2 separate regions of the Homo sapiens genome follow, and region 2 is linked to region 1. The links are chromatin loops, found by intact Hi-C in ENCODE. Cell type or tissue: HCT116. All regions are shown on one strand. Links, peaks and the distances in the headings refer to the core of each region. The heading gives the core; the rest is flanking DNA. Region 1 has its middle 45 kb from the start of COL21A1. Region 2 has its middle 38 kb from the start of HMGCLL1.

What was found. Peaks named below come from ENCODE experiments on the same cell type or tissue, not always from the same donor. Only the 100,000 strongest peaks of a DNase experiment are listed, where the experiment ranks them.
Region 2: it touches region 1 in a loop (5-fold over the local background); 5 of 110 quality-filtered maps call a loop at or near these places.

What each region holds. Positions count from the first base shown.
Region 1 is chr6:56,290,133-56,295,526 of GRCh38, forward strand. It overlaps a transcript of COL21A1 not described here. Among named protein-coding and RNA genes, the nearest start is that of COL21A1, 45 kb to the left of the region's middle. In HCT116, for the core only: a CTCF peak has its summit at 2,657 (motif pointing left); a DNase peak (open chromatin) is centred at 2,639.
Region 2 is chr6:55,614,875-55,620,268 of GRCh38, forward strand. It overlaps a transcript of HMGCLL1 not described here. Among named protein-coding and RNA genes, the nearest start is that of HMGCLL1, 38 kb to the left of the region's middle. In HCT116, for the core only: CTCF peaks have their summits at 2,592 (motif pointing right) and 2,796; a DNase peak (open chromatin) is centred at 2,597.

The sequences.
Region 1 (5,394 bases), core at 182-5,181:
GTTAACAGAGGTTTGGCACAACAGAATGAATAAATAAATGAATTAGCAAACAGATAAAGAGATGAGCTGGGTTGACCTTGCCCTGATCTAGAGATCAGGGTTTCTCAGCCTTAGCACTATTGATATTGTGGTTAGAATCATCCTTTGTCATGGAAGACTGTCCTGTGTATTACAGGATGCATAGCAGCACCCCTGGCCCCTTCCCACTTGATACTAGTAGCATCCCCCGGCTAATTCTGACAACCAAAAATGTCTCCAGACATTGCCAAGTGTCCCCTCAGGAGGACAAATTTGCCCCCAGATTGACAGCCATTGCTCTAGAACAAAGATTCTCAATTCTAGATGCATATTAGAATCACTTAGGAGATTTTTTTTTTTTTTTTTTGAGACGAAGTCTTGCTCTGTTGCCCAGGTTAGAGTGCAGTGGCATGATCTCGGCTCACTGCAACCTCCGCTTCCCAGGTGCAAGTGATTCTCCCGCCTCGGCCTCCTGAGTAGCTGGGACTACAAGCACATGCCACCATGCCCAGTTAATTTTTTTGTATTTTTAGTAGAGATGGGGTTTCCCCATGTTGGCCAGGATGGTCTTGATCTATTGACCTCGTGATCCACCCGCCTCAGCCTCCAAAAGTGCTGGGATTACAGGCGTGAGCCACCACGCCCGGCCAGGAAGATTTTAACAACCCACTGACAACCCAATGCTTAGGCAACACCTCAAACCAACTAAATCAAGCTCACTTGAGGTGACATATGGCCATTCCTATTTGCCTAAAGCTCCCAGGTGATTCAAATGTGCAGCCAAATATCGAGAACCACTTCTCTACACCTTTGAATAGCACTTCTGCTTGCCACTAAAAATGTGATCCATGGACCAGCGACTGGGCATTACCCGGGAGCTTGTCAGAAATGCAGAATCTTGGGCCCCACCTCAGACCTACTGCATCACTCAGGGTCAAGGGAAGGGAAAGAAACCACAGCAGTTATCTGAACAGTGAGAATCTTGTATAAAGAACTGTTAACTAGGGATAAAGTTAACTAGGTAATTGAAAGAGTAAAAGTAAAACTCTAACAATATATTATGGAGGTAACAATTGCAGAAAGCAGCTCCAACTCTAGAGTTAGGGGAACAAAAAGAAAGAGATTGGATCCCTGAGAAAGGGGCAGTTTCTTGGCCAGTGCTGGGGTGTTTGAAGGGGCAAGGTGAAGTTCATTTTGAGAGCACTGGAAAAAAAACTGCAAACTGGAAGCTGCTACCACAGAAAGGAACCGCTGCTGCCAGACTGAAGCAGCATTGCTGGGATGATACAGAAGCTGCAAACAGGCGGATGCCTTCTCCCACTTCTGGCCTTGCAGTCTCCCCCTGGCACCCACTACTGCAAAAGCTGAGCACAAAGTAGTGGGTGCTAGAGGGAGACTAAGAGCCAAAATGCGGGTCGCAGAGTCTAGCTCCAACACCACAAAGCAGAGCTTAGGAGGGTGGGTTTGGAGTTGAGAGGCAATAGCTGTAACTGGCACAGCTACTGAATCAGACTCGGCATTGTAGCAAGAACCCCAAGGGATTCTTACATGTACTATACTGTGAAAAGTCCTGTGTTAGAGGATGTCACTCTATCTTGACTTCTAAAATAAGTTATCTCCTGTTAGTCAGTAGCTTGGCAGCAATCCCCATTTTAAAATAATCACAATTCGTTCCCTAATGCTGAAGATACAAACCACTACTTCACCATGGTTTATCATCTTACATGTAAAGACTATTTTCAGGCCGGGTGTGGTGCCTGTAATCCCAGCACTTTGGGAGGCCAAGGTGGGCAGATCACCTGAGTTTTAGGAGTTCGAGACCAGCCTGGCCAACGTAGTGAAACCCTGTCTCTGCTAAAAACACAAAAATTATCTGGGTGTGGTGGTACACGCCTGTAATCTGAGCTACTCGGGAGGCTGAGGCAGGAGAATAGCTTGAACCCGGGACGTGGAGGTTGCAGTGAGCTGAGATCACACTACTGCACTCCAGCCTGGGCCGCAGAATGAGACTCTGTCTCAAAAAAATAAAAATTAAAAATAAAGAGTATTTTCAATGGGATGAAGAAATGAGTTCAGTCAAGGTGTTATCTCTAAAGTTAGATATTTTCTTGCCTGTTACTCTGCTTTTGTTTAAAATTATTACAAACATCTTTTTCTTGGTCCTTCCTTAATTGCCCGAGTAAATTCAAAAACTTCACTTTGAATTTATATATGGTGTAATTAATATCAACAAAACAGGGACCCCCCCCCTCCCCCGCCAAAGAGAGTCTGGGTTCTTGAACTCACCAGGGAAATAGTAAGTCCAGGCATTAAGTTTTTGTTTTTTGTTTTGTTTTGCTTTTTGTTTTTCCCCCATGCAGGTGCCTCAGCCTCTCACAGAGAAAGCCCTGTTAGCCAGAGCTTGGAGTATCTCCCTCTACCAGGCATCTGGCAAATGTGCCTGGTTCACCACAAGGGATACCAGGTGGGAGAACATAGTAGCTCAGTGCCAACACATGGACACAGCTGAAGAAATAACTGGTCAGTGCATGACCTTCTTAGGGGCATCAGCATATTCTCCTAGGTAACATCCACACACTGACAACACATTCCCTGAGCCAGGGTCTATTTGTGAATATTCCTGGTATGCTTCTGCCACCCAGTGGAGGATCTCTAACTCAAGCTTAGATTGTAATTGTAAAGTCTAGTATTTTGAATTTAAATCTTAAGCATAATTATTCCTGAAAGTTGTCAATCCTTTTAACAATTGTATTAAAACATCATTTAAAGTAGGATGCATTCATGTATGTGTTAATATAAAGTATATATACATATGTATTCAATTTTATGCTTAAAAATTTATAGTATGCTTTTATCATTAGACTAGCTCATATCAAAGTGCAAATAAAAAGTGATATTTTTCAAATCTAGGAAGATTCTGCATAATTTTAAAATACACTAAGATTGAGTTTGCATTGAATCTACAGTGAAAGCAGAAGTTTCCGTATATTTGTGCATGTTCAGTTTTTAGTTTTAAACACATTATTAATTCTCTTTCAACTTTTACGTGAAATAAAATTAAGTAATGTAAAAAGTGTCAATAATTTTGATTCAAAAGTTCTCATCTGTGTTCCAGATTTGCCAAAACAATGTCATTTTATACGATCATTGTCTTGTATATAGGATTCTTTTTCTCACATGTTTTATGAGTCATGTATTCTGAAATTTTCAGGTTTTTTAAAGTTTCCATGACATATGACATTAAGGATTCTTTTAGTGTAGATGAATGAGCTGATGAATAAATATGAAGATAAAGATATTATGACAGTCTTCAGACAACAACAAAAAAGGTGTAACTCACTATAATCATATTTACTATGTAGAAACTAGAAGACCTAGTGTCCAGTATTAAAAGAAAAACCCAATGTTAAACTGTCATATAAATGTATTAATTTTAATCATTAATGAAATAAAACATGAGATTATAGATAAAAATCTCTTCTAACTTTCACATTTCCTTAGGCAGCTTTGACTTGGTTGCCAAAAATATCTTATGGGAATCTTGATTTAAAATGAAAATTATCAAATAAATCTAAGAATTACTATGAAAAATTTATGATGAAGACACATGAAAGCTGATAATGATTTGGATTTTGAAATTTAATTAAAATAAATGAAAAAGTCCCATGAAAATTTCCAAACAGTTGGCTAATTATGCAAAATGCATTCAGCCATGAGAAACTTTTATGAAAGGAAGAAAGGTTTCTATTGTATTAAGTTGCAACTGAACTTGAACTGTAACAGCTGAGATGCGCTAGCGCCTTTTGGAATTTATCCTGGTTTATTGCAAAGTGCATATGGTGAAAACTGCATGTGGTGAGTCAAACGTAATTAAAATAAAACCACAAAATTGATTTGAAATGGCAATTTAGTTGAACCAGAACTGAACTCAAATTGTTATGTTACTCTACCAGTCATAATCACACTAAACTCCTATCTTTACTATACTAAATGGGACTATCACTTACAATTATATTTTGACTCTGAATCAAACAAAAAGGCAAGATTGAATTAAGTAGCAAATCTCTACTGCCTTTGTGAATTTATTGCATTGTGTGAGGGCTTAACTTTGCCATTTTCAGTCAAAACTGAAAATCAATCAATACATTCCATAGATTAAAAACTTTCAAAGGGTCAAGAAATAATGCATAATGTTCTACGGTGCATATAAAATACATTGCATATTTCTACAATGTATATTCAAGTGAAAAGCAATTTCACATATTTTTTGTTTATAATGTTAGGCTTTAGGTTTATAGAAAACTGATCAGAATATTGAGAATTCCTGTCTATTCCCTTTGCCCATATACACACATATATTTTCACCTATTTTTAACATCTTGCATTAGTGTGGTATATTTGTTACAACTGATGCACTACTGATACGGCAATACTAACGATAGCCCATAATTTACATTAGGGGTCACTGTTTGTGTTACACATTCTATGGGCTTTGACAAATGTATAATGTGTATAGTGGTATCTCATTGTTTTAATGTACAGTTCTCTAAATGACAAATGATGTTGAGTATCTCCTGTATGTTTATTTTTTGGTGAGGCGTCTGTTCAGATCTTTTGCTCATATTTTAGTTGGGTCATTTGCTTTTGTATTTTTGAGTTTTAAAAGGAGTTCTTTGTATATTTTGGATACTAGCCCTTTATCAGATATGGTGGCAGAAATTTTTTTCCCAGTCAGTGGCTGTTTCTTCCTTCTCTTAAAAGTGTCTTTCACAAAGCAGAAGTTTTTAATTTTAATAAAGTCCAACTTCTCAATTTTTCTTTCATGAATAGTGTTTTTGGTATTGTATATAAAAAAGTCAAAGTCACTTAAGAGTTTCTCCTGTGTTATCTTCCAGCTGTTCTACAGTTTTGCATTTTGCATGTACGTCTATGATCCATTTTGAGTTAATTTTTGTGAAGGGTGCAAGGTCTGTGTTTGGAATCTTTTTCATTTTATTTTATTTTTTTTACTCATGGGTATTCAATTATTCCAGTAGCATTTGTTGAAAAGATTGGGTTTTTTTCTATTGAATTGCCTTTGTCCTTCGTCAAAGATCAGTTGACTACATTCATGTGAGTCTATTTCTGGGCTCCCTGTTCCATTCCATTGGTCTATTTGCCTGTTCTTTCACCAGTACCACACTGTTTTGAATACTGTAGCTTCATAGTAAGTTTTGAAGTCCAGCTATGTCGACCTGCTGACTTTGCTTTTCTCCTTCAATATGTTTTTATTCTGGGTCTTTTGACTTTTCAAATAAACTTTAGAATCAGTTTGTCAACATCCACAAAGTAACTTGTTGAGATTTTATTAGGATTCCATTGAATCCATAGATGAAG
Region 2 (5,394 bases), core at 263-5,262, 680 kb before region 1:
CTGGGTGCAGAGCCTCATAGCACTTTGGGAGGCCAGGGAGGGAGGATTTTGAGGCCAAGAGTTTGAAAGCAGCGTGAGCAGTATAACAAGACCCCATCTCTTTAAAAAAAAGTTATATGAAATATATATTAGCTCTTGTCTCATGAATTAATTTATAAATAGAAATAGTAATTATAAACTGTATTTTGTTGCCATTTACCAAATACACATTTTATTTGGATTGGCATTTAGTGTAAACAGCATAGACTTTTTCTAACACCAGATTATACATAAATGAATGATAATTTTAGCATTGTTTATAAAAGTAAAAAGAAAAAGAAAAAAGAGGGAAGCATGTCTACTTCCACCACTCACTCCTATAAAAATTATGCTATGATTAAAAACCCAAAAATCATAGGAAAAAAAAGAAAGGAAATGATAGCAACAAAATGTTGAAATCTAGAAAGCGTACACATGAGGAATAACTGCCCCAGCAGAAAAGACAAAGGTGAATCTCAAGCTAGCAGTTGGGAAAATACTGCAGAAGATTTCAAGGCTCAAAGATTTGCAGGCACCTTGTGCCTCTATAAAATGTACTTGCAGGTGGAGTGTAAAGGGAAAGGCTTGAAAGAAGTTATTATATGAAGAGTTCCCAGCTCAATCACCTAATCCAATGTAATTAGGACGGTTGGTAAGACTTTTGTGAAATGTCTTTGGCTTACAACATATTAATTTAAATGTTTGATAAATAAAATATATAGCATTTGAAATTTGTACATCATGAAAAGATTTACCTATAGACTATTTCTGAATAATAGTATCTGGTAGGCCCTGCCTTAAAGCCACTTCATTGTTAACTACAGCTACAAACATCATAGGTGCATTTGTTTAAGGCTTTATCTGCTGTCTACATAATGAGACAACTTCCTCTCTACCAACTAACAGAAGACTGAAAGCTTATTCTTTGGGAAAGTTAAGCTAGAGGGTCTCTTGATTTATGTCAATAGGCAAAGATGAGTGTAGAGTACCAAAATGAATACAGAAAGTTTAATAGAAAGTTGGCATAATGACTGAAAAGACCCTGCCCTATCCCCCACTTGAAACAGTTGTAGCCACACTTACATTCCCTTAAAATTTTATTCCTGGGTAAAATTTCTTAAGAGAAAATATTTATATAATATGACATTTGAAAATACCCAGTAAAGCAACAGCCGGGAGCCATTCTGCAGTAGATTATAAAAATAGCCATATAGTCTTCTTCTCCTTGCATCTTGCAGTGTAACATTGAAGATCTTCCCATTAAGACTTGGGAACAATTTCCCCAGCCTTTGAATCTATGTTTGCTATGGGATTTGCTTTGGCCAAAGAACATTCACAAACATGATACAAAATTGATGCTTCATAAACCCTTGCCTACTGGGACTTGATCTCTTGATCTCTTGGAATCCTAAGGCCATCATGTAAACAAGTCCAATCTAACCTGCTGGACAAGGAGAGGAGAAAAACAAAGATTCATTAGCTAACAACCTGCCAACAACCACACTTAAGAACCTGTATCATCCAGCTACCAGCCAACATGACAGTTGATCACAGAAGCATGAGCTAATCCAGAGAGATCAGCTGGGCCAGTTCAGACTCCACCTGAACCATCATGAGCTGAATAAATGGATACTGTTTTAAGCTAGTCATTTTGAAGTTGAGTTGTGATACGGCAACAATGAACTGATAAACCAACTGACCAATCTACTGTAATGCCTACCATGTAATGAGATCGAATATTGAACATAAAATTTCCCACTGACCTTACAGAATCTAATTATTAACTAGAAAATTAAAGTCAAGTACAGTCTTAACTCATATATGAGAAAAACAATAATATGACTGAGAACAAAACAATTTAAAAAATTAAACAAACTAGAAGTAAAAAATATCAGTAAAGAAAGAAGAATAAAACATTATGAAACTTAGTTATGTCTTTAGAGAGGTGAGAGAGATTTTGCTATATAACAAAAAAATTAGATTATAAAAATGGAGACTTCAAGAACAAAAAAAGATCTATTGGAAATTTAAAATGTGACTGCATAAATGAAAAACTAGGTAGAAGTTTGGAAGATACAATTCAAAAAATCTGCCAGATAAAAATAATAAGACAAAGAGAAAAAAGGATAAGATTTTTAAAAATTTTTCTTTCCAACTTTTACTTTCACGGGTATGTGTGCAGGATGTGCATATTTGTTACACAGGTAAATGTGTGCCATGGTGGTTTGCTGCACAAATCATCCTGTCACAAAAAAAACCCTAAAGTTTCTTAATAGTTAAGGACTTAGACCACACTCATCTTGCACTCATGATGTCCTGTCTTGCTTGTTTTCTTGGCAAGTAGCCTGCACCTGGACATATCTTTGTGATGTTTGAGAATAACTTCTCATTAAGCCTGATTCTCCACACCCACCAGCTCATTTGGGAAGACAATATTTATAGTCTTGGAAACCGCATGCTAAAAGAGACATGGACAAAGTGAAGCATATGCACAGAAGAAGGAGTTAGACTGTGAAGAGGTTGGGAACCATGCTAAATGAAACCAACCTATAGACCACTTTGTCACTTGTACAGCAGGGGGCAGCAGTATTAATGGAGTTGCCAGCTCTGCTAGGTTGTGAGGAGAGGGCATACACTGAAGATATCATACTAAGCTTCATAATTGTGTTTTATTAAAAGTTAAGGTGGAAGCTTTTACAAAAATCAAATCTGAAATTCAGAAGTCTTATTAAACACCGTTGGTTGGCGAGAATGTAGAGCAACGACATTTTCATCCGCTGCTGGTGGAATTGTAAACTGGTACCACCACTTTGGAAAGTGAATTATCTGGTAAAGGTGATGATATATACCCTCTGTGCATCCTTGCAATTCCCCTTCTAGAGAGCTCCATGCCCTAGGGAAACAAATGCACATATGCCCAAGAATATATGTACAAGTAGGTCCACAGCAGGATGGCTCATAATTGTTCAATGTGTGAACCAACCCAAATATCCATCATAGGTAGAATGGATAAATAAATTATGCTATGTTCATACAATGGAACATTACACAGCAATAAAAAAACATAGTTATAAGGAACGTGGATTTTTATAACTATAATATACACATGAAGCAAGTTCGAAATAATGCATGTAGTATGATTGCATTTATATAAAGACCAAAATTTAGTCAAGTGAAATCATGATTTTTAGGAATGCATGCATAGGTGATGAAACTATAATATAGTGTAAAACAAGGAAGTAATTATAATAAAAATCAGGATAATGGGAAGGGAGGATGTTATAATTGGTAAGAGACATACTGGAAACGTCTGGGGTCTGGTAATGTTCTATTGCTTGACCTGGGAGATATTATGTGGGCATTTGTATTATAATTAGCTGTTAATTGTACATTTATATTTTATTTACTCTTCTGTATGTATGTTGTAGTTCACCAAAAAAAGTAAAAAAAAAAAGTGACCTTTTGAACAAATGGTGGCCTATAGAGCAAATCATTAATAAAATTATTCTCTAGTGGACTTCTAGTAAGAAAGAAAAAAGAGAAAATAAATTTTGAGAATGTATTTGGATATGAATAATAAACATGTCAGAGAGAACAAATAGAGAAGAAATTATCAAAAAAATAATTCAATGTATTTTTAGAAGTTAGGAACATGAATTTCCATATTACAGCACAACAGTTTTAAAAAGGCCAACACAGGTACTATGATTTGTAAACTTAGAATTCTAGAAACAAAGACAATATCTTAAGAGCTTACAGAGAGAAGAGGAAAAGAAAAGAAAGAGTCTATATGCAAAGTATCTGCAGTAAGTATGTTATAAGATTGTTAAAAGTAACTTTTTAGTTACATTATTAGCAATTTTGTTAACTAAGAGATTTTACTGAAATTTAAAAGCTAAAAATCATTGAAAGTTAAAAAGAACCAAAAGCTAAACACCTTAAACATTCTAAAAGGAAATGATTCTCAACTAAAATTTTACACCTAGTGAACTTAGTTATCAAGTGTGAGAGGAGACTAATGACATTTTCAGGCATGTGAGATTTTAAAGTGTTTACTGTTCATGCAACTTTTCTTAGGAAGTTACTAAAGGAGGTGTTTGCTCCAAACACAAGAAAAAACAAAAGGAGGAAAAACACGGATTTCAGGAAACAATGGACCCATCCCTGGATGGTAGAAATTGTCAGCAGGCCTCCAGAGCAAGCAGGCAAAACTGGGGTGGGAAGAGGGAGAGGTCAAAGATAGGGATCAAAAAGAAGATGAAGTTGGTAGGCTATCAGATGGATGAATTTGGAACATGTGCAGGGGCATGAAAAAGAACTTTCATGTTTGGTCTGTGCACTCATGTGTTACGAAGTTGAATACATGTGAAATTGTAGTGAAAAAAAATTATATAAAAAAATCAGGCTGTAAAAGCATTAAATTCACATTCCTCATAAAATGGCATCTAAATACGATTTTGTTTTTACCATAAACTGTTTCTGCAGAGTTAATAAGACTACTGATTCTAATGCCTTTTCGCATATTTCAAATTCATAATGAAATAACAATAGTGGCACATGGGAGGGGGGTTCTGTTGACTACTTATATTTAAAATTAGTCAATTATATTTATTTGGTTCTTCAACAAACCAAGAAGTTAATAAATACTTATTTTCCAAAAAAAATTAATTGTTATGGGTATGTGGTAGGTGTATATATTTATGGGGTATGTGAGATATTTTGATACAGGCGTACTATGTATAATAATCACATCAGGGAAAATAGGGTACTTATCCCAAGCATTTATCACTTCTTTCTATTATAAACATTCCAATTATACTCTTTAAGTCATTTTTAAATGAACTATAAATTATTGTTATCTCCAGTCACTCTGTTGTGCTATCAAATAGTAGATCTTACTCATTCTATTTAACTATATTTAGGTACACATTAACCATGCCCACACCGCCCCCGCTCCACTACCCATCCCAGCCTCCATTCTACTCTCTATCTCCATGAGTTCAATTGCCTAAATTTTTAGTTCCCACAAATATTAAGAACATGTGAGGTTTGTCTTTCTGTGCCTGGCTTATATCGCTTAACATAATGACTTCCATTTCCATCCATGTTGTTGTAAACAACGGGATCTTATTCTTTTTTCTGAGAGTACTCCATTGTGTATAAGTACCTCCTTTTTTTATTATCCATTCATTTGTTGATGGACACTTAGGTTGCTTCCAAATCTTGAGCATTGTGAATAGTGCTGCAGTAAACATAGGAGTACAGATATTCCCATGTTTGATACACTGATATTTTTTTCTCTTTTGGCAATATACCTATCAGTGGAATTGCTGGATCATATGGTGGTTCTACTTTTAGTTTTTTGAGGAACCTCCA